Linked DNA regions of Homo sapiens: region 1 is linked to region 2. Evidence: read pairs that join two places in POLR2A ChIA-PET (ENCODE). Cell type or tissue: K562. All regions are shown on one strand. Links, peaks and the distances in the headings refer to the core of each region. The heading gives the core; the rest is flanking DNA. Region 1 overlaps CASTOR2 (cytosolic arginine sensor for mTORC1 subunit 2). Region 2 holds the start of CCL24 (C-C motif chemokine ligand 24).

Region 1 (14,795 bases), core at 4,082-12,081, 820 kb before region 2:
GGGAGACTCTGTCTCAAAAAAAAAAAAAAAGAAAAGAAAAGAAAAAAAAAGAACATGGCTGCAGGTCTCAGTGTTGCAGAAGGTTCCCATATCTAGAGCCCCAAGGGCCATGCACTGAGCTCAGATACTGCCTGTGGTGCTTCTGATCACCTGCCCCTTACGCCCCCTTCCGAAAATGTGGGTCTGGGAGAAGGTGGTGATTTTAAGACAGCACAGCTCCTACCTATACTGCAGGCCCTGCCCTGCACACCACGTATGTCTGGAATATCCCATGAAAAACAAATGGTTTGGCCAGGTGCAGTGGCTCACGCCTGTCATCCCAGCACTTTGGGAGGCCAAGGAGGGAGGATCACTTGAGGTCAGGAGTTGGAAACCAGCCTGAACAATGTAGTAAGACCCCCATCTTGATAAAATTTTTTAAATTTTTAAAAATTAGCCAGGTGTGGTGGCACACGCCTGTAGTCCCAGCTACTCTGGAGGGCAAGGTGGGAGAATCTCTTGAGCCCAGGAGTTTGAGGCTGGCAGTGCACTCCACCGTGGGCGACAGAGCGAGACCTTGACTTTAAATAACAACAAAAAAATTCAACCATTAGGATCTTCCCCTGTGTTTATGCTACCAAGGAGTGTTTGTTGTCTAAAGCCAGCACCGGCCGGGCGCAGTGGCTCACACCTGTAATCTCAGCACTTCGGGAGGCCAAGGTGGGCAGATCACTTGAGGTCAGGAGTTCAAGACCAGCCTGGCCAACATGGTGAAACCCCATCTCTACTAAAAATACAAAAATTATCCGGGCCTGGTGGCGGGAGCCTGTAATCTCAGCTACTCGGGAGGCTGAGGCAGGAGAATTGCTTCAACCTGGGAAGTGGAGGTTGCAGTGAGCCAAGATCACGCCTCCAGCCTGGGCAACAGAGTGAGATTCTGTCTCAAAAAGAAAAAAAAAAAAAAAAGATGCCAGGATCCCTAAATCCTCCCATAGAAGAAGGAAGGTTCTTAAGTCGCTCAAACACACACATCTGTTGGGAGGGCAGATTCTCCTGCAGTCTGGGCCTTTCTCCCGCAGAGGGCAGGGACAGGTGGCCCAAGGGAGACCAATTCAGGCAATTTGTGTGATCCAGGAAGGCCATGCCTCTGGTCTCCCGAGGGCTTGTTCATCACCCCCGTGGGGAGTCAGGCCCCTCTCACAGTGGCTAGGGAAGACAGAGACTGAGCAGTGAGAAGGTTCTGTCTGGTTTTCTTTTTTTCTTTTAATTTAATTATTTTTTTTCGAGACAGAGCACCTAGGCTGGAGTGCAGTGGCGTGATATCGGCTCACTGCAACCTCCACCTCCCAGGTTCAGGCAATTTTCCCACCTCAGCCTCCTGAGTAGCTGGGATTATAGACACGCACCACACAGCTGGCCAATTTTTGTATTTTTAGTAGAGACAGGGTTTCACCATGTTGGCTAGGCTGGTCTTGATCTCTTGACCTCAAGTGATACACCCGCTTTGGCCTCCCAAAGTGCTGGGATTATAGGTGTGAGTCACTGCGCCTGGCCTTTTTTTTTTTTTAATAATATTTTACAAAAATTGATATTAAACTGTTCTCACTCTTGGCCTCTGGCTTTCACTGCTCATTGCTCATCTGTGTCCAGAGATGGCCGATGGTCACGGGTCACTCCTTTTTTTTTTCTTTTTTGAGACGGAGTCTGGTTCTGTCACCCAGGCTGGAGTTCAGTGGTGCCATCTCGGATCACTGCAATCTCTGCCTCCCGGGTCAAGCAATTCTCCTGCCTCACCCTCCCAAGTAGCTGAGATTACAAGTGCCCGCCACCACACCCGACTTATTTATTTATTTATTTATTTTGAGACTGAGTCTCACTCTGTCGCCCAGGCTGGAGTGCAGTGGCGCGATCTTGGCTCACTGCAAGCTCCGCCTCCCGGGTTCACGCCATTCTCCTGCCTCAGCCTCCCGGGTAGCTGGGACTACAGGTGCCTGCCACTGCGCCCAGCTAATTTTTTATGTTTTTAGTAGAGACAGGGTTTCACCATGTTAGCCAGGATGGTCTTGATTTCCTGACCTCTTGTTCTGCCCACTTCGGCCTCCCAGACTACTGGGATTACAGGCGTGAGCCACCGCACCCGGCCCACGCTCCTTTTTTTTGGTGGACCTCAGGCATGCAGAATTTGATGACTCAGAATTTTTGGTTCGTGACGTACTTATTGATCCTGCTTTTACTTTATGTTTGTTTATCATTTGAATAACACTGCCCCCCACAGCGACCATGACAGTGATGGTAACTGCTGTCTGCCTACATTTATCTTTCCCTTGATTTTTGCAAAGGCTTTCATCCCATTTATATGTATGGAAAAGATACCTGGCAGCCTGCGATCTTCTGAGGCATGCTTTTTTTTTTTTTCATTCCACATTGCATTTCAAAATGCAGAAGATATTCTGTGTTTCTATTACTGTAGAATATTAGGGCATTCAGCCATAACACTGGAGGGAATTTTTCTTTTTTTTTTTTTTGAGACGGAGTCTTGCTCTGTCACCCAGGCTGGAGTGCAGTGGCGCCATCTCGGCTCACTGCAAGCTCCGCCTCCCAGGTTCATGCCATTCTCCTGCCTCAGCCTCCTGAGTAGCTGGGACTACAGGCGCCCGCCACCATGCCCGGCTAATTTTTTTGTATTTTTACAAAATTTTACGGGGTTTCACCGTGTTAGCCAGGATGGTCTCAATCTCCTGACCTCGTGATTCGCCCATCTCGGCCTCCGAAAGTGCTGGGATTACAGGCGTGAGCCACCACGCCTGGCCTTTTTTTTTTTTTTGAGACAGGATCTTGCTTTGCCCAGGCTGGAATGCAGTAGTGCAGTTATAGCTCACTGCAGCCTGGACCTCCTGGGCTCAAGCAGTCCTCCTGCCTCAGCCTCCCAAATAGCTGGGACTACAGGAGCATGCCACCATGCCTGGGTAATTTTTGTTTTGTTTTTGAGATGGAGTCTCGCTCTGTCACCCAGGCTGGAGTGCAGTGGCGCAATCATAGCTCACCACAGCCTCTACCACCCAGGCTCGAGCAATCCTCCCAACTCAGCCACCTGAGTAGCTGAGACTAACCACTGTGTCCGCCTATTTTTTTTTTTTTTTTCTGTAGAGATGGGATCTCACTATGTTGCCCAGGCTGGTCTTGAACTCCCGACTTCAAGCGATCCTCCCACCCCAGCCTCCCAGAATGTTGGGTATGGGTATGAATCACTGCACCCAGCCTGGATTAATCTCAAAAATAATTTATTGAGCAAAATAAACCAGGCAGAAAATAGGACATAATGTGTGTGTTTCCATGGATTTGAAGCACAAAACAGACACAGTGAATCCACGGCACTAGAGACTAGAGCAGTGGCTGCCTCCAGTTGTTGGGAAAGGAGCACGGAACACTTTCTGCAATGATGGGAATGTCCAGTATACTTATCAGGGTGCTGGTTAAATGGGGGATATACACTTGCCAAAAGTCATCTAATTGCCCACCTGAAAATCTGTACATTTTGTTATAGTAAGTTATGCCGCAATTGTAAACGCTGAGTTTGGGGTTAAAAAAAAATACACATCTATAAGAAACCATGACCCAAGCTCAGATTTTATCTCATTAAAAACATGTTTTGGTGCCGGGTGCGGTGGCTCACTCCTGTCATCCCAGCACTTTGGGAGGCCGAGGCGGGCAGATCACAAGGTCAGGAGATGGAGACCATCCTGGCTAACACAGTGAAACCCCGTCTCTACTAAAAATACAAAAAATTAGCCGGGCATGGTAGTGGTTGCCTGTAGTCCCAGCTACTCGGGAGGCTGAGGCAGGAGAATGGAGTGAACCCGGGAGGTGGAGCTTGCAGTGAGCCGAGATTGCGCCACTGCACTCCAGCCTGGATGGCGAGACTCTATCTCAAAAAAAAAAAACAAAAACAAAAAACAACAACAACAACAAAAAAACATGTTTTGGCTAGGTGCAGTGGCTTATACCTGTAATCCCAGCAAATTTGGCAGACCAAGGCAGGAAGATCTCTTGAGCCAGGAGTTCAGGACCAGCTTGTGCAACATAGTGAGACCCTGGTCTCTACAAAAAAATAAAAAATTAGGCTAGGTGCGGTGGCTCACGCCCATAATCCTAGCACTTTGGGAGGCCAAGGCGGGTGGATCGCTTGAGGTCAGGAGTTTGAGACCAGCCTGGCCAACATGGCAAAATCCCATCTCTACTGAAAGTACAAAAATTAGCCAGGTGTGGTGGTGGGTGCTTGTAATCCCAGCTACTCGGGAGGCTGAGGCAGGAGAATCACTTGAATGCGGGAGGCAGAGGTTGCAGGGAGCTGAGATCGTGCCACTGTACTCCAGCCTGGGTGACAGAGTGAGACCCAGTCTCAGAAATAAATAATAAAATAAGAAATTAGTTGGGTGTGGTGGCACACGCCTATAGTCCCAGCATAAATAAAATAAGAAATTAGTTGGGTGTGGCGGCATGCACCTGTAGTCCCAGCTACTCGGGCAGGAGGATCACGTAAGCCCAGGAGTTAGAGGCTGCAGTGAACTGTGATTGGTGCCATTGCACTCCAGCCTGGGTGACAGAGCAAGACCCTGTCTGGAAAAAAAAAAAAAAGGAAAAGAAAAAGAAAATGCCCTCGCACCTAACCACGAGCCACACTATAGTTGGGCGAGCTGGAAGGTGTGAGCATCTGTAGGTCCTCAGCCCATGAAGGTGCCCTGCCTGCCTGGTAGTGGGAGACGCAGTGGCCTTTATCACATTCTCCATAACTGGATATGAGGGAAGCATGGGACCGTGATCCCTGGAGGGACTGCAGGGATTGCCCACGCTAGTCATCTCACTGTACAGCTGGAGAAACTGAAGCCGGGACAAGGAGTGGGCCAAGGTTCCATAGTGAGCAGGGGATGCCCTGTCTGCCTGGCACACCACCCTCCTGTCCAGCCCCCAGTGCCCCTACCCACCCCACCCCAGGCCAGGAGCAGCCCCTGGCACCCAAGACAGGTGCAGAGTCAATCAGCAAATACTACAAGGCTCGCCCAGAACTGGGAGCTGGGGTAGCAGTGACAAAGCCTCCTTGGTCTCTGCCCACTCAGCAGCCCAGGCCAGGGTGGAGTTGGTAAACTTCAGCAGTGATCTAATGGCCAGACACCTCCCTAAGTAGGCACTGACGGTTGGAGGGGAGGTGTGGGTCGTGTTGAGGAGGGGACGTAGTGGAGCATGGTTCGTGAAGGTGTCAACCCTAAGACCTGAAGGCTGGGGAGTGGAATGAGGGTCCCGGGGGAGGATATGGCACACTAAGGAACGAGGAGGGGCCCAGCAGTGGTCACATGGGGGCTGGACAGAAACAGCCCAAATCATGGAGCTGGAAGCCATCCTGGGGCCCTTGGTATTATCGTGGAGACAGTGGGAGCCATGGGAGGTGCTTGACCCAAGGAGTGAGGTCATCACATTTGTGCTTTGAGAAGTGCCTTTGCCTCTACTGTGCAGCGTGGATGGACAGGGTCTCAGGAGACCCAGGAAGAGGCTTGGAAGATGACAGCAGGGATGAAAAAGGCTGGATTTGAGGTCCCCAAGGGGTCAATCGAAGAGGGCTTGGTGAAGGGCAGGCTGGGGGCATGGTGAATCGAGTGGCACACAGCAGGTAGACACCAGGAAGAGTCTGGGTGGGGCTCAGGGGGATGGGTCACTGCTGGAGGTGAAAGGTCTTCCCAGTTCTGGTCCTGTCTCGTGCAAAGTGTGACCTCTGGCAGATCCCATCCCTTCTCTGATCCTGGGTTTTTGTCTAAAGATGATCTATTCCATGCTAAAAGTCTTTCCCCTTAAGATGCTAATCAAGGAACTGTAGGGCCCTGTATGGTGGCTCAATCCTGTAATCCTAACTCTTCGGGAGGCAAAGGTGGGAGGATGGCTTGAGGCCAGGAATTCAAGACCAGCCTGAGCAACATCGTGAGACCCTGTCTCTACACGAAAAGATTTTTTTTTTAAGACGGAGTCTTGCTCTGTCACCCAGGCTGGAGTGCAGTGGCATGATCTCGGCTCACTGCAACCTCTGCCTCCTGGGTTCGAGCGATTCTTCTGCCTCAGCCTCCAGAGTAGCTGGGACTACAGGTGCAGGCCACCATGCCCAGCTATTTTTTGTATTTTTAGTAGAGACGGGGTTTCACCACATTGGCCAGGCTAGTCTCGAACTCCTGACCTCGTGATCTGCCCACCTCAGCCTCCCAAAGTGCTGGGATTACAGGCGTGAGCCACTGTGCCCGGCCTCAAGATTTTTTTAAATCAGCCTGGTATGGTGGTGCATGCTTGTAGTCCCAGCTACTTGGGAGGCTGAGGCAGGAGGATTGCTTGAGCCCAGGAGTGCAAGGCTGCAGTGAGCTATGATCGCACCACTGCACTCCAGCCTGGGGGAAAGAGTGGGACACTGTTTCTTAAAAAACAGAAAAGGGCCAGGTGTGGTGACTCAGGCCTGTAATCCCAGCACTTTGGGAGGCCGAGGCAGGTGGATCATGAGGTCAAGAGATCAAGACTATCCTGGCCAACATGGTGAAACTCCATCTCTTCTAAAAAATACAAAAATTAGCTGGGTGTGGTGGCACGCGCCTGTAGTCCCAGCTACTCGGGAGGCTGAGGCAGGAGAATGGCGTGAACCCAGGAGGGGGATGTTGCATGAGCAGAGATCGCGTGACTGCACTCCAGCCTGGCAACAGAGCAAGACTCCATCTCAAAAAGAGAAAAAGAAAAAGGAAGGCACATAGAGCTTCTAGAAGTCATCTACCCCCAGGATGGAATTAATTGCTCCAGAAAGAAGTGAGTTCCCCATCCCTAGGTGTATGCAAATGCAGGCTGGGCCAGTCTCTGTTCAGGATTCCAGTACTGGAGGAGGCAACAAAAATAGCTTTCCAGACTTGATTCTGGGCTTCTCCGTGCCCCACCTCTACATCTGGGTGGTTCCCTGAAGGTCCTCCTTTGTCTTTTTTTTTTTTTTTTTTTTTTTGAGAGCGAGTCTCACTGTGTCACCCAGGCTGGAGTGCAGTGGTGTGATCTCTGCTCACTGCAACATCCACCTCCTGGGTTCAAGTGATTCTCCTGCTTCAGCCTCTGGAGTAGCTGAGATTACAGGCACCTGCTACCACACCCAGCTAATGTTTGTATTTTTAGTAGAGACAGGGTTTCACCATGTTGCCCAGGCTGGTCTCGAACTCCTGGTCTCAAGTGATCCACCCGCCTCTGCCTCCCAAAGTGCTGGGATTGCAGGTGTGAGCCACCGTGCCTGGCACCCCCCTTTCTTATTTGCTGGTGAACTGGTGGTAAACTGTGCCACAGATTAAAAAAAAAAAAAAAAACACTTGTAATTCTCTTCTCTCTGCTACTTTAGCTGGTTCATAAATCAGACATCTCAGAAAAGGTTTTGCCAGGCAAGTTTACCTGGAAGTGTCTCTCCCCTGCTGCACCCTCCTTCCCCCTCTGCCTTGGGGTTTCAGGTCTGTTGCTGGAACGGGACTCTGGCTGGGCCAGGGCTCCTCGCCCAGGATGCCCGGGGAGAGGCCCCGTGTGAGGGCCTCACTCTGTGGGCTTAGGAATCCCAGAGTAAACAGATCAAGTTACCCGTGTCAGCCGGGCCGTCCACAACAGGCAGCCGCAGCGATTGAAGATGGGAATGTTCTTCTCAGAGATGACTCAGCTACTCAGCTTCTCGGCCCAGATCAGGGGCCACCCTGGGCCTCAGCTCTGCCCTGGTGCTTGGCTCCAGGCCAAGGCCAGGGTTGGGTGGTGGGGGGAACAATGGATTTTGAGAGTCAGCGACTGGTGTGCAATTCTCTTTCACCCCGTCAGGGTGAGGGCACATGTCAACAACTCTGGCAGGGCGAGGGGACCAGCTGCGACCTGGATCATCTATAGGGTGGTGGCTCAGCCTCTCTAAGCCTCAGTTTCCTCATCTGTCAAATGGGCAGCAACAACTATGTCAGAGAGTTGATGGGACAAATGAATCAACCGCCCGGGTGTGGTGGTTCATGCCTGTAATCCCAGCACTTTGGGGGGCCGAGGCGGGTGGATCATGAGATCAGGAGTTCGAGACCAGCCTGGTTAACATAGTGAAACCCCATCTCTACTAAAAAATACGAAAATTAGCCGGGCGTGGTGGCAGGCGCCTGTAATCCCAGCTACTTGGGAGGCTGAGGCAGGAGAATTGCTTGAACCTGGTAGGCAGAGGTTGCGGTGAGCCGAGATTGTGTCGCTGCACTCCAGCCTAGGCAACAAAGCAAGACTCCATCTCCAAAAAAAAAAAAAGAATCAACCAAGGTGGTTGAAGCCAGGGTGCAGGGAGAGAAGTGCAAGTCTGCAGGGAGAGCCTGGACCACGGTGGTTGGAAGCCCAGGAGTGAGCATCTGGGGACAGGGTGTAATAGGAGATGAGAGAGGACCCCTTGAGAGCTGCCTACGCTGGGGAGGAGAAGAGCAGCCACCACAGGAAGCAGAGGACTGTCAGTGTCCAAGACGTCAGAGGAGACCGTGCGGGAGATTGCAGATTCCAGGGAGGCCTTGGCCAGCCATGTGGGTCCAGGCAACAGGTCAAGGGCAGGGAGGCATGAGGGAAGACGTCATCGGGCTGGGCTCAGGGAGGTCACTGATGAACGGAGCGGGATACCCTGGAGGGCTTGAGGAGGTGGCCCAATGGCAGGGGGTCGGGGTAAGGAGGTGGCCTCAGGAGGAGATGGGGATGAAGGAAGACTCTTTTTTTTAGGACATAAGAAACTTGATCCTATTTATTGCTAAGACTAAGAAGCCAAGTATGAAACCGACAGCTCAGGGAGGTGCTTGGGAGAGTCATGAAAGGGGGAAGGAGTTTGCCAGGGTGCTGTTTTCCTGAGGCCAGAGAGAAGGGATCAGATGGGTGGACAGGTCGGGCACAGTGGCTGACACAGTGGCTCACACGTAACCCCAGGACTTTGGGAGGCCGAGGCGGGAAGATGTCTTGAGGCCAGGAGTTCGAGACCAGCCTGAGCAATATAGTGAGACCCTGTCTTTACAAAAAAATGAAAAAAAAAAAAAAGGCCGGGTGCGGTGGCTCACACTTGTAATTCCAACACTTTGGGAGGCCGTGGCGGGCGGGTCACGAGGTCAGGAGATCGAGACCATCCTGGCTAACACAGTGAAACCCTGTCTCTACTAAAAATACAAAAAATTTAGCCAGGTGTGGTGGCAGGCGCCTGTAGTCCCAGCTACTTGGGAGGCTGAGGCAGGAGAATGGCATGAACCTGGGAGGCAGAGCTTGCAGTGAGCCGAGATCACGCCACTGCGCTCCAGCCTGGGCAACAGAGCGAGACTCCATCTCAGAAAAAAAAAAAAAAAATTAGCCAGGCATGGTGGTGTGCACCTGTAGTTGCAGCAACTTGGGAAGCTGAGTTGGGAGGCTCACTTGAGCCCAGAAGTCTGAGGCTGCTGCAGTGAGCTATGATTGCACCATTGCACTCCAGCCTGGGCAACAGAGCAAGACCTTATCTCAAAAAAAAAAGATGGGCGAATGATCAGAGACTTTCTGAGAGGGTGCCCTCCCCAGTTGGTCTGTGTCTTAGGAAATCTGGGGTGTGTGTTGGGGTGCTGAGCGTGGCAGAGGGGCAGGGGTGGAAGAGGTCTGGGGGAGGGAGGGTTAAGCTCACCCAGCAATGGGTAGATGGGCCCCGGTGGCAGGAAAGGGGGATTTCTGAGCTGCATGTCTTTGCTGAGGGTGAGTTTGGGCAGGGGTCATCTAAGGATGGGGCCAGCCGAGGGGCCCCCAGGAACACCCAGCCCCACAGGCCAGCAGTACACGGTAGGGTTGGAGTGGTGGTGGCCGCAGGAGATGAGTGTGACCGGGAACCAGGGCCACTCCGAGAGTTACCATGTGACAGGACAACAACTCCAGCCCATGCCCCAGCGTGTCCCCAAAGTCCTTTAATAGCAAGGCCTCCAGAGAATGTTGCGTCCCAATTCATAGTGTCAGGGCAGGACTGCAGGTTGCTTTAGGGTCAAATATTTCCATTGTGGTCTTCAGCATGTTGACACAAAACTGTCTGCATGCTTGGAAAGGTCAGAGGTTGTGTGTCTCGGTGTGCGTTCTCAGCTCTGGTGTAAGGAACACAGAAGGTTGAATGAGCTTCTGGTTATGTCAGGGAAAGACCAGGGAAGTGTCGTGCCATTAACCAAAACCAGAAATGGATGCATGGATGCTGTTTATGAAAGCAACCACAGCATGCCTGGTGCTTTTTTTTTTTTTTTTTTTTTTTTTTTTTTGGAGACAGAATCTTACTCTGTCACCCAGGCTGGAGTGCAGTGGCGCGATCTCGGCTCACTGCAACCTTCGCCTCCCAGGTTCAAGCAATTCTTCCGCCTCAGCCTCCTGAGTAGCTGGGATTACAGGTGCCTGCCACCACGCCCGGCTAATTTTTTTGTGTGTGTTTTTAGTAGAGACGGGGTTTCACCATGTTGGCCAGGTTGGTCTCAAACTCCTGACCTCAGGTGAACCACCCCCCTCGGCCTCCCAAAGTGCTGGGATTACAGGCATGAGCCACCGCGCCCAGCCGCCTGGTGCTTTTTTAATTTTATTTTTTATTTTTGAGACAAGGTCTTACACTGTCACCTAGGTTGGAGTGCAGTGGTGCAATCATAGCTCATCACTGCAGCCTCGACCTCCTGGGCTCGAGCAATCCTCCTTCCTCAGCCTCCTGAGTAGCTGGGACTACAGGTGCATGTTACCAGGCCCTGCTAATATTTTTTTTTAGATTATTTTTTGTAGAGACAGGATCTCACTGTGTTGCCCAGGCTGGTCACCTGGTGCTTTTATCTGCAAAGGGACATTGATTCCTCACCCTGGTTCCTGAAGGCAGACAGTAGATACCCCTCTTGGAAGTTTGGGGAACAGGCTCAGGAGCTGTGTAAATATGCCCAAGACCACAGGATCGGACTGCCAACTCCAAAGCATTGCCTTTTTTTTTTTTTTTGAGACAGAGTCTTGCTAGTCCGGAGAGCAGTGGCGTGATCTTAGCTCACTGCAGCCTCGAACTCCCAGGTTCAAGCGATTCTTGTGCTTCAGCCCCCCAAGTAGCTAGGATTACAGGCATGTGCCACTATGCCAGGCTAATTTTTGTATTTTTAGTAGAGATGGGTTTTCACCATGTTGGCCAGGCTGGGCTCGAACTCCTGACCTCAAGTGATCTGCTTGCCTTGGCCTCCCCAAAGTGATGGGATTACAGGCATGAACCACTGTGCCTGACCAGGTGTTTTTGTTTTTTTTTTTTAATCATAGGTACTTGTAACTCTGTAAAAAGTCTACCCTGCCATACACAATGTCTGGGGACTTGTTTTTCAACCCACAGTGCTGTGACATTGCTGACACTTGTTTATCTCTTTGCTTAACACTGTGGATGGTTCATGTGTTGCCTGCTGGGTAATATTCTGCCATTCTTCATGTCCTCTTCTGCTGATGGGCGTCTGGGCTGTGGCCAGGTTTTTGTTACTGAGAACAGGCTGTCACGGATCCTCTTGTCTGTGTCTCCCGTTACATATCTGTAAAGGGTGGATGTCTCAGAATGGAAATGCTGAGTCATGGGGCGTATGCTACAAGTCCCCCCTGCCTTCAGAAAGCCCCCAACCCATAGAGGCAGTTCAGCCCCGGCTCGGCAGACCCCAGGCAGCTAACTCCTTTAACCCAACTAAGCTTCGGTTTTCCCGTCTGTGAAATGGGAATCATTCTACAGCACATTCATTAAGGTCACACTGATTACAGACCTCGTACCAAGCCCTGTGCTGGGCATGGCGGCCCTGGAGGAGGAGATGCAGCCTTGTCTCTTGCTCGCAAAGACAGAAATGGGGCCGGGCACGGTGGCTCACACTTGTAATCCCAGCACTTTGGGAGGCTGAGGTGGGTGGATCACCTGAGGTCAGGGGTTGGAGACCAGCCTGGCCAACATGGCGAAACCCCATCTCTACTAAAAATACAAAATTAGCGGGGCATGGTGGCACACGCCTGTAATCCCGGCTACTCGGGGAGCTGAGGCAGGAGAATCGCTTGAACATGGGAGACAGAAGTTGCAGTGAGCCGAGATCGCACCACTGCACTCCAGCCTGGGCGACAGTGAGACTCCATCTCAAAAAAAAAAAAAAAAGGCAGACAGACGTGGAAGTGATTAATCTCAGTACTATGATGGATATCACCATGGCTAGGGAGGTGATAGGCTGGTGGGGGTGAAAGGAAGTTGGGCTGGGGACCATGAGAATTGGGGAGATCCAAAATCAGTGATTATTTTGCACCAAGACCTGACAAGCAGAAGGTATACTCTTGTCTACAAGGACTGAGATCTCCTGGAGGGGAGCCTGGGTTCCTGGGGCTTTCCCCCAGATCTTTGTGATTTCTTCTGCCCTATCCGTCCCCTTTGGTAACGCTGCCTCTCCATAATCACCCTGGAATTTGCCAAACACCATCACCCACGCTGTCTGATTGGATTCTCCTGGTCGCCCGTGACACAAGCACATTTTATTTTCTATCTTTTTTTTTTGTTTTTTGAGATGGAGTCTCGCTCTGTTGCCCAGGCTGGGGTGCAGTGGCGCGATCTCAGCTCACTGCAAGCTCCACCTCCTGTGCTCACACCATTCTCCTGCCTCAGCCTCCCGAGTAGCTGGGACTACAGGCGCCCGCCACCATGCCCAGCTAATTTTTTGTATTTTTATTTTTATTTTTTTTAGTAGAGACAGGGTTTAACCGTGTTAGCCAGGATGGTCTCGATCTCCTGACCTCGTGATCCACCCGCCTCGGCTTCCCCAAGTGCTGGGATTACAAGCATGAGCCACCGCGCCCGACCTTATTTTCTATCTTAAGGCAAAATAACTCCTGTTCAGGATCGCCCTTCCAATTGCAGAACCAATTAAGGGCCTTTTTCTAAGTAAAACTTGAAAGGGCAGCTTCTAGTTGCTAAGGACAGGAGAAATGAAATGTAAATAACAGGAGAGACCCATTGAAAACCCAGGAGAAACAGATGAAAAAGCTGCAGCTGGTTAGCAGAACAAAGCTGGGCACTCACCCTCCCCCTGATTTTCCTCTGGGAAGAAAAGCCCCATGAACTGTGGCCCCGAAACACTTCTATCACTCACTGCTTTTTTTTTTTTTTTTTTTTTTTTTTTTTTTTTTTGAGACGGAATCTCGCTCTGTCTCCAAGCTGGAGTGCAGTGGCGTGATCTTGGCTCACTGCAACCCCTGCCTCCCAGATTCAAGTGATTCTCTCGCCCCAGCCTCCCGAGTAGCTGGGACTACAGGTGCACACCACCATGCCCAGCTAATTTTTGTATTTTTAGTAGAGACGGGGTTTCACCTTGTCCCGGATGGTCTTGATCTCTTGACCTTGTGATCCGCCTGCCTTGGCCTTCCAAAGTGCTGGGATTACAGGCATGAGCCACTGCGCCCGGCCACTCACTGCGTGTTTTAAAAGGCCCCTGTCAGCTGGGTGCACTGGCTCGCAACTGTAATCCCAGTACTTTGGGAGGCCGAGGCTTGGGAGGATCGCTTGAGGTCAGGAATTCGAGACCAGCCTGGGCAATATAGCAAGACCCCGTCTCCACAAACATTTAAAAATTAGCCAGCCATGGTGATGTGCATCTATAGTCCCAGCTACTCAGGAGGCTGAGGTGGGAGGATCGCTTGAGCCCAGGAGTTGGAGGCTGCAGTGAACTATGATCATGCCAGTGCACTCCAGCCTGGGTGACAGAGCAAGACACTGTCTCTAAAGGAATGAATGAATGCATGAATGCTACTATTAGCCACATCAGTAAAACATCAGCAGGGAGGCAGCCAGAAGTTGGCTGGCAGGGGCAGGGGTGGGCGGTCTCCAGAAGCAGGTGAGGCCCTGATCCCTTCATTCCCTCACTTGGATAGGCTGCAGGAGATGTGGCCAAACTCCCTCATTCCAGACAGAACGGGCCACACTTTGCAAGAAACACCCCTGTCCTTCCAGGCTGGTGCTGTAATCCCAAGTGGGCTGAGAAAGGACCTGCTTTAAGTAAGGCCCGAGAATGTTTTGTAAACAGGCGCCCATAACATCCAAGACACCTGTCTTGGGGCATGTTTGCAGAGCCTCTCTGGTTTGGGTGGGTGGGTCACTTGAGCAGTGAAGGCTCTGGGCTTGTTTCAAAACCCCGCTGGCCAGGCTCTTTTTTGTTTGTTTGTTTGTTTTTGAGATGGAGTCTCGCTCTGTCACCCAGTCTGGAGTGCAGTGGCACAATCTCGACTCAACTGCAGTCTCCACCTCCCCGGTTCAAGCAATTCTGCATCAGCCTCCCGAGTAGCTGGGACTACAGGTGTGCACCACCACACCTGGCTAATTTTTTGTATTTTTAGTAGAGGTAGAGATGGGGTTTCACCATGTTGGCCAGGCTGGTCTCGAACTCCTGACCTCAGGTGAGCCACCTGCCTCTGCCTCCCAAAGTGCTGGCATTACAGGCATGATCCACCGCACCCGGCAGGCCAGGCCGTTAATTCCAAAGGTCCTGGCTTGTTCCCAGGCAAGCTAGCAGGTGACCTTGGCAGAGTCTGGCTGACACAGGGCATGGTGACCCTGCAGGAATCAAGCCTGCATCTTTTATTTTATTTTTTTAAGACAGGATCTCACTGTGTCACCCAGCCTGGAGTGCAGTGGTGCAATCACGGCTCACTGCAACCTCCGCCTCCCAGGCCCAAGTGATCCTCCCACCTCTGCCTCCTGAGTAGCTGAGACTACAGGGGCACACCACCATGCTCAGGTAATTTTTAAATTTTTTTGTAGAGATGGA
Region 2 (14,795 bases), core at 2,677-10,676:
CCCTTGCTTAGCATATCATCAAGAAAAAAACATAAAAAATGGGCAACCAGCATCCCTCAGGGCTGCTCTGTCTATGGAGTAGCCATTCTTTTGTTCCTTTACTTTCTTAATAAACTTGCTTTCACTTTACTCTATGGACTCACCCTGAATTCCTTCTTGTGTGAGATCCAAGAACCCTCTCTTGAGGTCTGGATTGGGACCCCTTATATGTCTGCTGCTTAAACCTCACCTCCCAGGCCATGGTGCTGAGCCAAGGGGCAGGTGTCGCGGAGAACCCAAAAGTCCCAGAGCATATCCGGGAACATAGCCAAGGCAGACAGTCTCATTGCATACAATAGGCAAAGAGCCAGAAAATTAGCTTCAAAGCAGCATAGAGATGGGTAGCGGGGTGGATCTCTGCAGTGGTCCTGCTGCTAGCTAGGAGTCCCTATATGTAAATCCTCACACACTCACCTACTCGCCAGGCTGGACTTCTCTGAGTTCTTTGGTCTCGGCTCTTTCCCAGCTTGGGAGAACATTCTTCTAGACAATTGCGAGTTTTCTCCATGACAGGGTCTCATGCCACTTCCCAGTGGTTTGAGCTCTGATTGTCCTCTGCTAAATCATGCACTTTTTTTAATTTTTAATTTTATTTTTATTTTTGTGGAGATGAGATTTTCCATATTCCCCAGGCTGGTCTCAAACTCCTGGGCTCAAGCAATGTGCCTGTCTCAGCCTCCCAAAGTGCTGGGATTACAGGCGTGAGCCACCATCCATGCCCCTCTGATCATGCACCCATTTTTTTTCTTTTCTTTTTTTTTTTTTGGAGACAAAGTCCCGCTCTGTTGCCCAGGCTGGAGTGCAGTGGCGTGATCACAGCTCACTGCAGCCTCAACCTCCTGGGCTCAAGCAATCCTCCCATCTCAGCCTCCAAAGTAGCTTGCACCACCACCACATCCAGCTACCTTTTTAATTTTTTGTAGGCTGGGCGCAGCGGCTCACACCTGTAATCCCAGCACTTTGGGAGGCCAAGGCGGGCAGATCACTTGAGGTCAGGAGTTTGAGACCAGCCTGGCCAACATGGTGAAACCCATCTCTACTAAAAATACAAAAATTAGCTGGATGCAGTGGCATGTGCCTGTAGTCCTTGCTACTTGGGAGGCTGAGGCAGGAGAATTGGTTGAACCTGGGAGGTGGAGGTTGCAGTGAGCTGAGATCATACCGCTACACTCCAGCCTGGGAGACAGAGCAAGACTCCGTCTCAAAATAAATAAATTTATTATTATTATTATTATTATTATTATTATTTTGTAGAGAAAGGATCTCCCTATGTTACCCAGGCTGGTCTTGAACTGCTGGGCTCACAAGATCCTCCCACCTTGGCCTCTTAAAGTGCTGAGATTACAGGCATGGGCCACTGCACTCAGCCAGAGAATTGGAAAGCTGCATGGTGTGGAAAACTTACATATTTGGTGTCAAAACTGTCGCGAGCATAGAAAAAGAGTTTTTCTCTTTCAAGGTCATGCAACTTGTAAAGCAGAATTGGCTTTGAACCCATAGTGCTCTTGATTCACGAGTGTGTTCATGTTATAATTCTAATTCTTTGAAGCAAGACATCATCGTGTATCATTTTTTTAGCCTCCTAATACCCATAATAACTCCTTGTGCAATAACATGTTTGTTGAAATATTTTAAAAATTTGGGGCCAGGCAGAGTGGCTCATGCCTGTAATCCTTGTAATTCCAGCACTTTGGGAGGCTGAGGCAGGTGGATCACTTGAGGTCAGGCGTTCGAGACCAGCCTGACCACCATGGTGAAACCCCATCTCTACTAAAAATACAAAATTAGCCAGGCGTGGTGGTGTGTGCCTTAATCCCAGCTACTTGGGAGGCCAAGACAGTAGAATCGCTTGAATCCGGGAGGTGGAAGTTGCAGTGAGCCGAGATCATGCCATTGTACTCCAGCCTGGGCAACAAGAAAGAAACTCCATCTCAAAAAAAAAAAATTTTTGTTTGGGGCCTGGTGCAATGGCTCACATCTTTAATTCTGGTGTTTTGGGAAGCCGAGGTGGGAGAACTGCTTGAGGCCAGGAGTTCTAGACCAGCCTGGACAACAAAGCAAGATCTCATCTCTACAAAAAATGAAAAGATTAGCCGGGTGTGGTGGTGCACACCTGTAGTCCCAGCTACTTAGAGAAGCTGAGGTGGGAGGATTGCTTGAGCCCAGAATTTCGTGGCTGCAGTGAGCTATGATTGTACCACTGTACTCCAGTCTGGGCAACAGAGTGATACCCTGTCTCAAAAATTTTTTAAATTATTTAATTGAACCTAGCTGTGCATGTGTGTTTTTCAAAGTCAATAACAGGACTCCCAGCGGCAGGGCAAGGTCACTCCCAGATGCTTTGGGCTCCGGCTGTCTTCTTCCCCTCCAACCTTGGAGAGGCAGCCTGGGATGCTTTCTGGGGCACGTACACCATTGGTCACAGCCCAACCCTACCCCCTCCAGGAGAGTCAAAAACACAAAATGCCGGGCGCAGTGGCTCACACCTGGAATCCCGGCACTTTGGGAGGCTGAGGCGGGTGGATCACCTGAGGTCAGGAGTTTGAGACCAGGCTGACCAACACGGTGAAACTCTGTGTCTACTAAAAATATAAAAAAATTAGCAGGGCATGATGGCAGATACCTGTAGCCCCAGCTGTTCAGGAGGCTGAGGCAGAAGAATTGCTTGAACCTGGGAGGCAGAGGTTGCAGTGAGCTGAGATCGTCCCATTGCACTCCAGCCTGGGGCGACAAGAGCGAGACTCCATTTCAAAACGAAAAGAAAAAAAAAAAAAGAACACACAAGACACAACAACCTTCAAAGAAAAAAAGAATCGCATTTTATTTGGCCTATTATTTGAGAACAGCAACTGTGTCTACACTCTTGATAAACCCACACAGTATATCATGCATAGAAAAAAAAAGCTAGAGTCTTTTCTCCCCCTAATCCCCCCACCCTATCTTCCCCTCACCAAAATGTGGGGTGAGCCCAGATTTGAAGGCAGTACAGGCCCTTGTCCCCAAGACAGCATGGAGCAACCTGTCACAAAGCAGGGAATCTCCTTAAAGTCATGTCTTCCCAAAAAGATTAAACTACCCAGGCTGGCCCTTCACCCCAGTCCTCCACGTTCATTTCCTTTAAAAAAAAAAAAATTATGATTTTTTTTTTTCAACATAAAAGTTTGAGTAGGCTGGGTGTGGTGGCTCATGCCTGTAATCCCAGCACTTTGGGAGGCCGAGGCAGGTAGATCACTTGAGGCCAGGAGTTTGAGACCAGCCTGGCCAACATGGTGAAACCTCATCTCTACTAAAAATACAAAAGTTAGTTGGGTGTGGTGGTACACACCTGTAGTCCCAGGTACTCGGGAGGCTGAGGCACGAGAATCACTTGAACCCAGGAGGCGGAGGTTGCAGTGAACCGAGATTGTGCCACTGCACTCCAGCCTGGGTGACAGAGCGAGACTCCGTCTCAGAAAAAAAAAAAAAAGAAAAAGCATCAGAACCAGGTCAGGAGGAGAAGGCAAAGAGTTGCCACTGCTCTCCTTCTGGGATCTTCTCACCCAGCTCCAGAAAGGCAAGGGGCCTTGGATGCTTGGAGCCATTGCTCAGCCCCCGGGAACCACATCACCTGCTCCCTCGGGTTTTTCATAGAAGAGACACATCCCTGGAGAGTGTTGCTAAGAAACAGGAAAATTAGCTCTTCCCCCCATCACTGTGGCTTCTCCAGGCCCCGAGTAGCCCGCCAAGCAGCTCAGGCCCAAACTCAGGGCTGGAGGGCTGGGCGGGGATTAGCAGGTGGTTTGGTTGCCAGGATATCTCTGGACAGGGCCCTTGACAGCCACTGCCCTGGCCCTAGGGGAAGCCTTCTTCTGCTTGGCGTCCAGGTTCTTCATGTACCTCTGGACCCACTCCTGCTTGGGGTCGCCACAGAACTGCTGGCCCTTCTTGGTGGTGAAGCTGTGGAAGAAAGGGACAGGGGATCAGCTGAGGTCGACAGGGACCTTGGGCCACTCCACTTCATGGCGGGGGGGATGTGGACGCCCAGAGACAGTAAGGCTTCCTTGCAAGTTGCTGAGATGATGTCATCTTCATTTTTTGACACAGGGTCTCACTCTGTTGTCCAGGCTGCAATAAAGTGGCGATCATAACTCACTGCAGCCTCAAATTCCCAGGCTCAAGCTGTCCTCCCGCCTTAGCCTCCTGAGTAGCTGGGACTACAGGAACATGCCACCATGCCCAGCTAATTTTTTTTATTTTTTTGCAGAAACGGAGTCTCACTATGTTGCCTAGGCTGGTCTTAAACTCCTGGCCTTAAGCAACCCTCCTGCCTCAGCCTCCCAAAGCACTGAGATTGCAGATGTAAGCCACTGCACGTGGCCTTCTTATTGTATTTCTATTTCATGCCTCTGTTTACAAAATGAGTTCACAGTTACTACTTATGAAGCTATTTGGAGGACAGACACATGTCAGCCCACGTGACCTTGAGCAAGTTACCTTCCTGAGCCTCAGCTGTCCTCTGTAAAATGGGAACAATCATCGCTACCCCATAGAATTGTTGAGAGAATTAGATAAGATATTGTCTTGTGCCCCTGAATAGTGACTTGTTATATATTTGGTGCTCAGTAGATATTGAATCTAAATCCTTCTCCTGGTGGATCACGCCTGTAATCCCAGCACTTTGGAAGGCTGAGATGGGCAGATCACTTCAGGTCAGAAGTTCGAGACCAGCCTGGTCAACATGGTGAAACCCTGTCTCTCCTAAAAATACAAAAATTAGCCGGGCATGGTGGTGCGTACCTGTAATCCCAGCTACTCGGGAGGCTGAGGCATGAGAATTGCTTGAACCTGGGAGGCGGAGGTTGCAGTGAGCCAAGATCGTACCACTGCACTCCAGCTTGGGTGATAGAGACTCTGTCTCAGGGGAAAAAAAAAAAATCCTCCTCCTGGCTGGGTGTGGTGGTTCATGGCCGTAATCCTAGCACCACTTTGGGAGGCTGAGATGGGAGGATCACTTGAGCCCAGGAGGTTGAGGCTGCAATGCAATGAGCTATGATCGTGCCACTGCACTCCAGCTTGGGTGACAGAGCAAGACCCTATCTCCTAAAAAGAAAAATGAAATTAAAAAAATAAATATATCCTCCTCCTAGTTTTATGGGCAAGGAAGTTGAGGACCAGAGAGGGGAGGTGACTTCTCCAGGGATGCACAGAGCTGGGGCTGGCTGACCTTGCTTCTCAGGGACCCTGGAGTTGCACCTGCCCCCACCCCTCTCCTGCCACGTGCCCATGAAGGATACCTACATCACTCCTGCCTTGAGGCATGTGCTCCTGCTGGACAGCTGGTAGCTGACCACTCGGTTCTCAGGAATTCTCTTGGAAACAAAGAACATGCAGCAGGGAGAGGGGATGACCACAGAGCCTAGAAGAGGAGAGAGAGAAGAGCCACGTCTTTTCCCAGCCTCCCCTTGGCTCTGGGCCTCAGAGCTGGAGCTTGAACCCTGCACCAAACACCGCCAGTCCATTCACTGGGCCACCCTTTCCCCAGCGCTTCCCTCCAGCCCCAGGCTGGTCAGTCCTGCACCCCCCACTGTGCCATCCCAGCCATGCCCTTGGAACTGCATCCTGTCGGAGGTCTTACCCGTAGGGATGATGTGGTGGGCACAGACACCAAGGAACAGAAGGCTGGTTACTATGGTCATCAGGCCTGCCATGTCTCAGAGAGCAGAAGCACCAGCTCGGGGCTCAAAGCTGACGTGCAGGAGGAAAGGACCTAGGGATAAATAGCTCGGGTCCTTGCAGAGTACCCCAAACTCCCTCCCTCTGCCCTTTATGGGGCAACTAGAAGGAAACACGCCCCCGAGCCCCCTCCACGCTTCCTTGAAAATCCTGAGGCCTGTGGTCTGGAAAGAGGAAGTTGTTGTCCCGTTGTTGCCCAGCTGAGTCAAGGGTTATCTTGGGCTCCGAACGAAAGAACTGGGGGAGGGGACATCACCCCACCTAGGCCAAGTTCAAAGGTGTTGGATGCATTGTCAGAAGGCCCATGGGATCCTGGCTGTGTTGGCCACTCCCTGTGGGATCCTGGATAAGTCACTCACCTCCCTGAGCCTCAGTTACTTCAGCTGAAAATGGGCAGAGTCATCCCTATCTTCTCCCTTCCATTCATTCATTCATTCATTCACCCAATTATTTATTAGGCATGTGGTCTGTGCCAGGCACTGGGAGGACTCTAATGGGGAGACAGATTTGTGATCAAGTGTGTGTAACAGACAATGAGAGGTCAGCTGGGCACGGGGGCTCATGCTTGTAATCCCTGTGCTTTGGAAGTTTCAAGTGGGAGGATCATTTGAGGCCAGGACTTTGAGACCAGCCTAGGCAACAAAGCAAGACCCTATCTCTATAAAAAATAAAAAAATTAGCCAGGCGTGGTGGTGCAGGCTTGTAGTCTCAGCTCTTGGGGAGGCTGAGGTGGAAGGATGACTTGAACCCAGGAGTTCAAGGCTGCAGTGAGCTGTGATCACACCACTGCCTCTCCAGGCTGGGCAACAGAGCAACACCCTGTCTTAAAATCAATCAATCAACCAATCAATCAATCAGTCCATGACAAGTCTTGACAGAGCAAAGCAGATGCTGTCAGGACCGCTTTCCATCAGCTCTCGGTGGCCTTGAAGTCCCAACAGCCATCGCCTGTACCCTCAAGTTGCCGGAGCCACTTAGTCACCAAGATTCTAGGGAAGTGGGAAATGCCTGGAAATTCACATCCTCTGAGGTGGCCAATGTCTGCCAGAGGGATGCCGACTCCAGATCCAGCATGACCTACCCTGTTTCCTGAGTTTCCAACTCGGTCAAATCTGTGACTCTCTGTGCAGCCGGACTTTGCTTGGCCCCTTCCCGCGCCGACCAGATTCCCAGTCCCCCGATGGTCTCTCGTGGAAGCATCTCTTAATAAACCACAAGCCCATGAATCCCTGCCAAGGGTCTGCTTTGGGGACCCTGACCCAGGACAAGGTATGGGGGTGGTGGGTGGGAGGAAGGGAAACATAGGAGAAACCAGGGGCCGGGAGCGGTGGCTCATGCCTGTAATCCCAATGCTTTAGGAGGCTGAGGCGGGAGGATTGACTGAGGCCAGGAGTTTGAGACCAGCAGGGGCAACATAGCAAGACCCTGTCTCCAAAAGAAATAGAAAAATTAGCCAGGCACGGTGGTATGCGCCTGTAGTCCTAGCTACTTGGGAGGCTGAGGGGGCAGGATCACTTGAGCCTAGGAGTTTGAGGCTACAGTGAGCTAGGTGAGCACCACTGAACTCCAGCCTGGGTGACAGAGCATAATCCTGTCTCTTAAAAAAAAAAAAAAAGAAAGGCTGGGTGAGGTGGCTCATGCCTGTCATCCCAGCACTTTGGGAGGCTAAGGTGGGAGGATTATTTGAGCCCAGGAGTTCAAGACCAGCCTGCTCAACATAGCAAAACCCCGTCTTTAAAAAAAAAATAAAAAGAAAACAAAAAAACCACGGGAAAACTGGCCAATTGTGCCAGGAGGAAAGTTCAGGAGGGACTCATAGCTGACAGCTGCACTGAGGTTGGAGGACAGAAGGCACTGGCAACTACGCGGAAGCCTGTAAGTCATAACGTCCAGTTCAGTTGTAAGGGACTGAGGCAACTTTATGAGGCAGAGTGGGACATGGCTCCCACCTCACTCCACCCCCGATTCCAGGATCCCAGGTCAGGACCTCATGATCAGAGACTCCCTTCACCTGCCACTCCCATGTGGCTGACTGCCACGGAGGCTCTACAGCCCTTTGTAATTATTGGGTAACAAGAACAAGGAGGAGGAGGTAACAATTGGTCAGCTGCTTAATTGATCACAGGTTCATATTGCTACTGACAGGCTTCAATTATGCCTAACCATAAGAAAGATTTGTGCTGTCTCCAACACTCCCATACCCAACCCCTCCCTACGGTTCTCTCCATTTGCCTTCTCCAACCTCCCTGCTCTGGGATTCCAGGGCACACACCGATGTAAGACCCACACAGTGGCATAGTGGGAGCACAGTGGTACTCGTCACTTGGTGGCCAGCTGGGTGTCTGCGTCTCAGTCTCATGCTTGACCTGAACGCCTTGAGATAAATTTATATACCCGCCAAGTGCCGAGCAAATCACCTGTGCCATGGCCAGCATTTGCAGAATGAATAGATGATGGATCAACTCTGAAACAACTTCCTCTGGACCAGGGACTCCTGTGTGGGTTTTGCCCACAGAGCACAACTGGAGCCTGCGTGTACACAAGGTAAGTCAGCAAGGCGGGTCCCCTGATGGAGGCAAGACTGAAGTCGGGGAGGCTGGTAGCACCTGATCTCACTGCCTATGCTTACAGAGTGAAAAATGCTGAGAGCCCAACTCAGGGCTTCATTAGCCTGGCACCTGCCCCTGTCTGCCTTCACCTCCCCATCAGCCAACAGTAATTATCCTCTGCTGGCAGAGCAATTAGGGAGGATTAAGTGAGAAAAGTCATGGGAAGGCCCTTTATACATGCAGAGGTTTTTTTCTTTAAAATTTTATTTATTTATTTATTTATTATTTTTGATACGGAGTCTCTCTCTGTCGCCCAGGCTGGAGTGCAGTGGCGCGATCTTGGCTCACTGCAACCTCCACCTCCGAGGTTCAAGCGATTCTCCCGCCTCAGCCTCCCCAGTAGCTGAGATTACAGGCACCCACCATCGTGTCTTGCTAATTGTTGTATTTTTAGTAGAGACGGGATTTCACTAGGTTGGTCAGGCTGGTCTTGAACTCCTGACCTCAGGTAATCCACCCACCTCGGCCCCCCAACGTGCTGGGATTACAGGTGTGAGCCACTGCACCTGGCCAAAAAAAAAAAAAAAAAATTTGAGACAAGGTCTCACTCTGTTGCCCAGGCTGGAGTGCAGTGGTGTGATCATAGCTCATTGCAGCTTCCAACTCCTGGACTCAGGCGATCCTCCTGCCTCAGCATCCTGAGTAGCTGGGACTACAGGTGCACGCCACCATGCCCAGCTAATTTTTTAAATTTTTAGTAGAGATGGGGTACCCCTATGTTGCCCAGGCTAGTTTCCAACTCCTGGCTTCAAGCAATCCTCCCACCTCGACCTCCCAAAGCGCTGGGATTACAGGCATGAGCCACTGTGCCCAGCTCATCATGATGTCTTATGACAGCTCTTCTAATTTTTGCTCCCCAGTGATTCAGAGGGGATGCCGGTTGACTGCCTGCATTTTCTCACTCAGTGGGTGCCGGGAGTGTGGTGTGTGGGGAGGAGGAAGTTGGGGGGAGAAAGGATGGTCAGACAGAGGCAGCACTCAGGAGAAGAGTGAGGCTGGGGTAAATAGGGCGGGGATGCCTGCCATCCCCATGTTGCAACAGGAGTGGGCGAGCAGAAGGTCATTGGGTGGGAGTGTGTGGGGTGGGGTGCTTCACCCCAGATTAGTAATACCCATTAAGGGCTTTTCCAAGGCCTTAAAAAACACAAAATATCCAATTTTTTTTTTTTTTTGAGAAGAGTTTCACTTTGTCACCCAGGCTGCAGTGGAATGGCCTGATCTCAGCTCACTGGAGCCTCAACCTCCCGGGTTCAAGCAATTCTCATGCCTCAGCCTCCTGAGTAGCTGGGATTATAGGCACCCATCACCACACCCAGCTAGTTTTTGTTTTTTTAGTAAAGATGGGATTTCACCATGTCAGCCAGGCTGGTCACCAACTCCTGACCCCAAGTGTTTTACCCACCTCGGCCTCCCAAAGTGCTGGGATTACAGGCATGAGCCACCGCACTGGGCCAAAACACCCAATGTTTTGTTGCTGTTGTTGTTGTTTGTTTTGTTTTCAGACACAGTCTCTCTTTGTCACCCAGGCTGGAGTGCAGTGGCATGATCTTGGCTCACTACAACCTCCGCCCCCCAGGTTCAAGCAATTCTCCTGCCTCAGCCTCCCGAGTAGCTGGGATTACAGATGCACACCACCATGCCTGGCTAATTTTTATATTTTTAGTGGAGGCGGGGTTTCACCATGTTGGCTGGGCTAGTCTCAAACTCTTAATCTCAAGTGATTCGCCCACCTCGGCCTCCCAAAGTGCTGGGATGACCAGCATGAGCCACCTCACCCAACCAAAACTCCTAATCTTTATGCTCTATACAGGGAAATTGTTAAGGCAGGGATTACCAACCCTGTTTTACGAGGGAAGAGCTGATGCCTTGCAAGGATAAGTGAGCAGACACCATCACAGGGCCACTTAGCTCCCGAAATGGGAGCCCATCTCTACTACAAATACAAAAATTAGCTGGGCGTGGTGGCACGCACCTGTAGTCCCAGCTACTCGGGAGGCTGAAGCAGGAGAATCGCTTGAACCTGGGAGGCAGAGGTTGCAGTGAGCCGAGATCGCACCACTGCACTCCAGCCTGGGTGACAGAGTGAGACTCCGTCTCAAAAAAAAAAAAAAAAAGAAAGGGAGTGGTTAGGTAAAAAGAGAAAGAGCCAGGTGCAATGGCTCACACATGTAATCCCAGCACTTTGGGAGGCCGAGGTGGGAGGATTGCTTGAGCCCAGGAGTTCAAGTCCAGCCTGGGCAACATGGCAAGACCCGGACTCTTTAAAAAAAAAAAAAAAATTAGAAAGAGGAAGAGGGAAGCAGTAGAAGTGGGAACCTGGCAGGGGCAGAAACAGCATGTGTGGAGGAGGCTGGAGGGTGGGTGGGAGGTGACCCACAGCAGTGTGAGGCTCTTAGAACCCCTGATGGCTCCAGCACAGACCCTGTCCCTCTCTTGGCCTCGGTTTCTCCATCTGAGAAGTAGCGTGTTGGCCAGAGCGGCCTCTCCCCAAGTGTAGGACCACCAGCCATGATACAAGAAGGAACATTTCTCATTTTATTTAAATGTTTTGTTATGGTCACCCTCTTTAATAAGGGACTTTAAGGAACTTTATATATATATATATTATAGTAATACAAGATTTCCCTAAGGTAAGAAATATGAGGGCCAGGGCTCACGCTTGTAATCCCAGCACTTTGGGAGGCCAAGGTGGGCAGATCACCTGAGGTCGGGAGTTTGGGACCAGCCTGACCAACATAGAGAAACCCCATCTCTACTAAAAATACAAAACCAGCTGGGCGTGGTGGCACATGACTGTAATCCCAGCTGCTCGGGAGGCTGAGGCACAAGAATCTCTTGAACCTGGGAGGCAGAGGTTGTGGTAAGTGGAGATCGCACCATTGCACGCCAGACTGGGCAACAAGAGTGAAACTCCGTCTCAAAAAAAAAAAAAAAAAAAAAAAAAAAAAAAAAAAATATATATATATATATATATATATATATATATATTCATAGGCTGGGCGATGTGGCTCACATCTGTAATCCCAGTACTTTGGGAGGCTGAGGCAGGAGGATTGCTTGAGCTCAGGTGTTCGAGACCAGCCTAGGCAACATAGTGAAACCTCAACTCTACAAAATATAAACGAAAAATTAGCCAGACACTGGGGTGCATGCCTGTAGTCCCAGCTATTTGGGAGACTGAAGCAGGAGGATCGCTTGAACCCAGGAGTTCAAGACTAGCCTGGGTAACATAACATATCCCCATCTCTCAATAAATAAATAAAAGAAGGGGGCTGTCATCTCTGAAGATAAATGACTTTAAATACCTGAGGAAGGGTCCCAGAAAGGGGGCACTGGATCTGATGGCCCTAATTAGGGTAAAAGTAGACCACACACACACACAAAGAAAGAAAGAAAAAAAATCCTGTGTCTTCTTACTAAGGTCTGAACTGAATTTTAGGTCAAACCATAGGCCCAAGATGGGCAGCTATGGTGTAGTGACATATTTTAGTCCCTGACCTGCTAAAAACTGGCTGTATGAGCCTGGGCAACTTGCTCACTCCTCCCAAGCTTTGATTTCCTCATCTATGAAATGGTGGGGGCGGGGAGGATGAGGCCACTTTTTACCCATGATCTCATGTGATTCTAGAATCCTAGAAAGTTACGGATGTAAGGGCTTTTAGTAAACTACTTCTTCTTCTTCTTCTTCTTCTTCTTCTTCTTCTTCTTCTTCTTCTTCTTCTTCTTCTTCTTCTTCTTCCTCTTCTTCTTCTTCTTCCTTCTTCTTCTTCTTCTTCTTCTTCTCCTCCTCCTCCTCCTCCTCCTTCTCCTTCTCCTTCTCCTTCTCCTTCTCCTTCTCCTTCTCCTTCTTTTTTTGAGATGGAATCTTGCTTTGTCGTCCAGGCAACAGCACAATCTCGGCTCACTGCAACCTCCAACTCCCTGGTTCAGGCAATTCTCCTGCCTCTGCCTCCCGAGTAGCTGGGATTACAGGCGCACGCCACCACACCCAGCTAATTTTTTTGTACTTTTAGTGGAGGCGGGGTTCCACCATGTTGGCCAGACTGGTCTCGAACTCCTGGCCTCAGGTGATCTGCCAGCCTTGGCCTCCCAAAGTGCTGGGATAACAGGCATGAGCCACCTCGCCTGGCAGTGCACATGCAAGTCTTCACCATCTAGCAGGAACCAGACCCTTAAGCTAGAGGAACTCAGCCCCAAGGGAGGTGTTTCAGGTATCCATCCATCCACCTACCCATTAATTCATCTACTCACTCATCCATCCATCCATCCATCCACCCACCCACCCACCCATCTACCCACTCATCCACCCATCTATCCATCATCCATCCATCCATCCACTTATTCATCCATCCACCCTTCATCCATCTACCCATCCACCCATCCACCTACCCACCCATGCATCCACCCCTCCACCCATCCATCCATTCACCCACCCATCTACTCATCTATCCATCCATCCATTCACTAATCCATCCATCCATCCATCCATCCATCCATCCCTCCACCCATCTATCTATCCATCCACTCATCTATCCATCCATCCATTCATTAATCCATCCATCTATCCATCAATTCATCCATCCATCCATCCATCCATCCATCCATCCATCCATCCCTCATCGAACCCTGCTATATACCAGGTGCCCCATCCCAGGCATACCAAGAAAAACTATATACAGGTGTTGCCTTGGGGAACTCTCACACTAGCCTTGAGAGACAGAGGCAATTATGACACAGGTGATAAGTGTCCAGATGGAGGAGGTCTACCGAGGCCACAGTGGAGAGCAGAAGTCATAGAAAACTTCCTGAAGGAGGTGCCCCTTGTGCTGAGTTAGGCTGACCAAGGGGAGTTGGGCTTGACAGGGAGGAAACTGGGCAGAGAAGGGTATTTCAAGCCCTGGAAGCCACAGAGATGAAGTCAAAGCAGAGGGGTGACTTGGCCAGGTTGGAGCCTTAAAGAAATCACTCTGGCTGCAGTAAGTCATGTGGCAGAACTGGTGGGAAGCCTGTGGTAGGGAATCTAGGATGGAGAGGTGGAGGAAGTTAGGATGGAAAAAAGAGGATGGATTTGAGGATTACTCAGGATTCCATTTGCTGAGCTCTGATGCCATATGGTTGAGGAAAAGGAAGGATTGTCTAGGATAACACTTGGGTTTCAAACTTGAGTGCATGTGTTGGGGGGACCATTCATGGATAAAAACAGTCTGCAGGGGCTGTGGGGCTTCCAGGGGTTCTGGTAGATGCCCGAGGCAGGCAGGGCAGGTAGGGAGAGGTCTGGATGTCCAATAAATTATCAGAACAAGGGAGGGGCTCAAGGCTGTAATCCCAACACTTTGGGAGGCCAAGGCGGGTGGATCACCTGAGGTCAGGAGTTTGAGACCAGCCTGATCAACATGGAGAAACCCCGTCTCTACTAAAAATACAAAAAATTAGCCGGGCGTAGTGGCGGGCGCCTGTAGTCCCAGCTACTTGGGAGGCTGAGGCAGGAGAATGGCGTGAACCCGGGAGGCGGAGCTTGCAGTGAGCCGAGATCCCGCCACTGCACTCCAGCCTGGGCGACAGAGCGAGACTCCGTCTCAAAAAAAAAAAAAAAGAAAACAAAATTAGCCAGGTGTGGTGGCACAAGCCTGTAATCCCAGCTACTCCGGAGGCTGAGGCAGGAGAATAGCTTAAACCCGGGAGGCAGAGATTGCGGTGAGCCAAGATCGCACCATTGCACTCTAGCCTGGGTGACAGAGCCAGACTCCATCTCAAAAAAAAAAGAAAAAAAATCAGAACAAGAAGAACCTTTGGAGTCTCACCTGTCCCGACACTTTGTGGCTGGGAACTGGAAGCCCAGGGAGATTAGACAGCCTCAACTGCCCCACCCAGCTCAAGACACAGTGTAGTACCATGGGGAGGGCATGGCCCTAGAGGTAGACACTCCTGGGTTTGAGCCTCGTCCCAACCATATGCTCACTTGGTGGCCCAGGCAAGGTGTTTAGCCTCTGTGAAGCTTAATTCATTTACTAAAAGATGGGTGTGTGACTGTGCACCTCCCAGGATGGTGGAGGGAGTAGGCCTCAAGCTTCAGTGAGGGACTCCATGAAACGCCACCAGACCAGCATCCCTTCAGCTGTTCCCCTAAAGCCCTACATGGCTCCTCTGAACTCATCTTATCCTCTTATTGTCCCCATGTCACCAGTAAGGAAACTGAGGTTCAGGCTGGGCATGGTGACTCACGCCTGTGATCCCAGCACTTTGGGTGGCCTAGGCGGTGGATCACCAGGGGTCAGTTCGAGACCAGCCTGGCCAACATGGTGAAACCCATCTCTACTAAAAATACAAAATTTAGCCAGGCGTGGTGGCAGGTGCCTGTAATCCCAGCTACTCAGGAGGTTGAGGCATGAGAATTGCTTGAATCCAGGAGGCGGAGGTTGCAGTGAGCCGAGATTG

Evidence for each region. Peaks named below come from ENCODE experiments on the same cell type or tissue, not always from the same donor. Only the 100,000 strongest peaks of a DNase experiment are listed, where the experiment ranks them.
Region 1: POLR2A ChIA-PET joins it to region 2 with 10 read pairs; 2 of 35 experiments call an interaction of 5 or more read pairs at or near these places.

What each region holds. Positions count from the first base shown.
Region 1 is chr7:74,986,475-75,001,269 of GRCh38, forward strand. The region is part of intron 1 of CASTOR2 (cytosolic arginine sensor for mTORC1 subunit 2); the gene reads left to right. Among named protein-coding and RNA genes, the nearest start is that of CASTOR2, 29 kb to the left of the region's middle. RefSeq lists enhancers at 7,492-8,112, 8,305-8,810. In K562, for the core only: no CTCF peak of the experiment used is centred there; DNase peaks (open chromatin) are centred at 7,657 and 11,567.
Region 2 is chr7:75,807,990-75,822,784 of GRCh38, forward strand. It overlaps CCL24 (C-C motif chemokine ligand 24), which reads right to left and starts at 5,817. Exons shown (of 3, transcript NM_002991.3): 1 at 5,654-5,817; 2 at 5,317-5,434; 3 at 2,836-3,975. The coding sequence starts at 5,726. The coding sequence ends at 3,807. In K562, for the core only: no CTCF peak of the experiment used is centred there; a DNase peak (open chromatin) is centred at 5,962.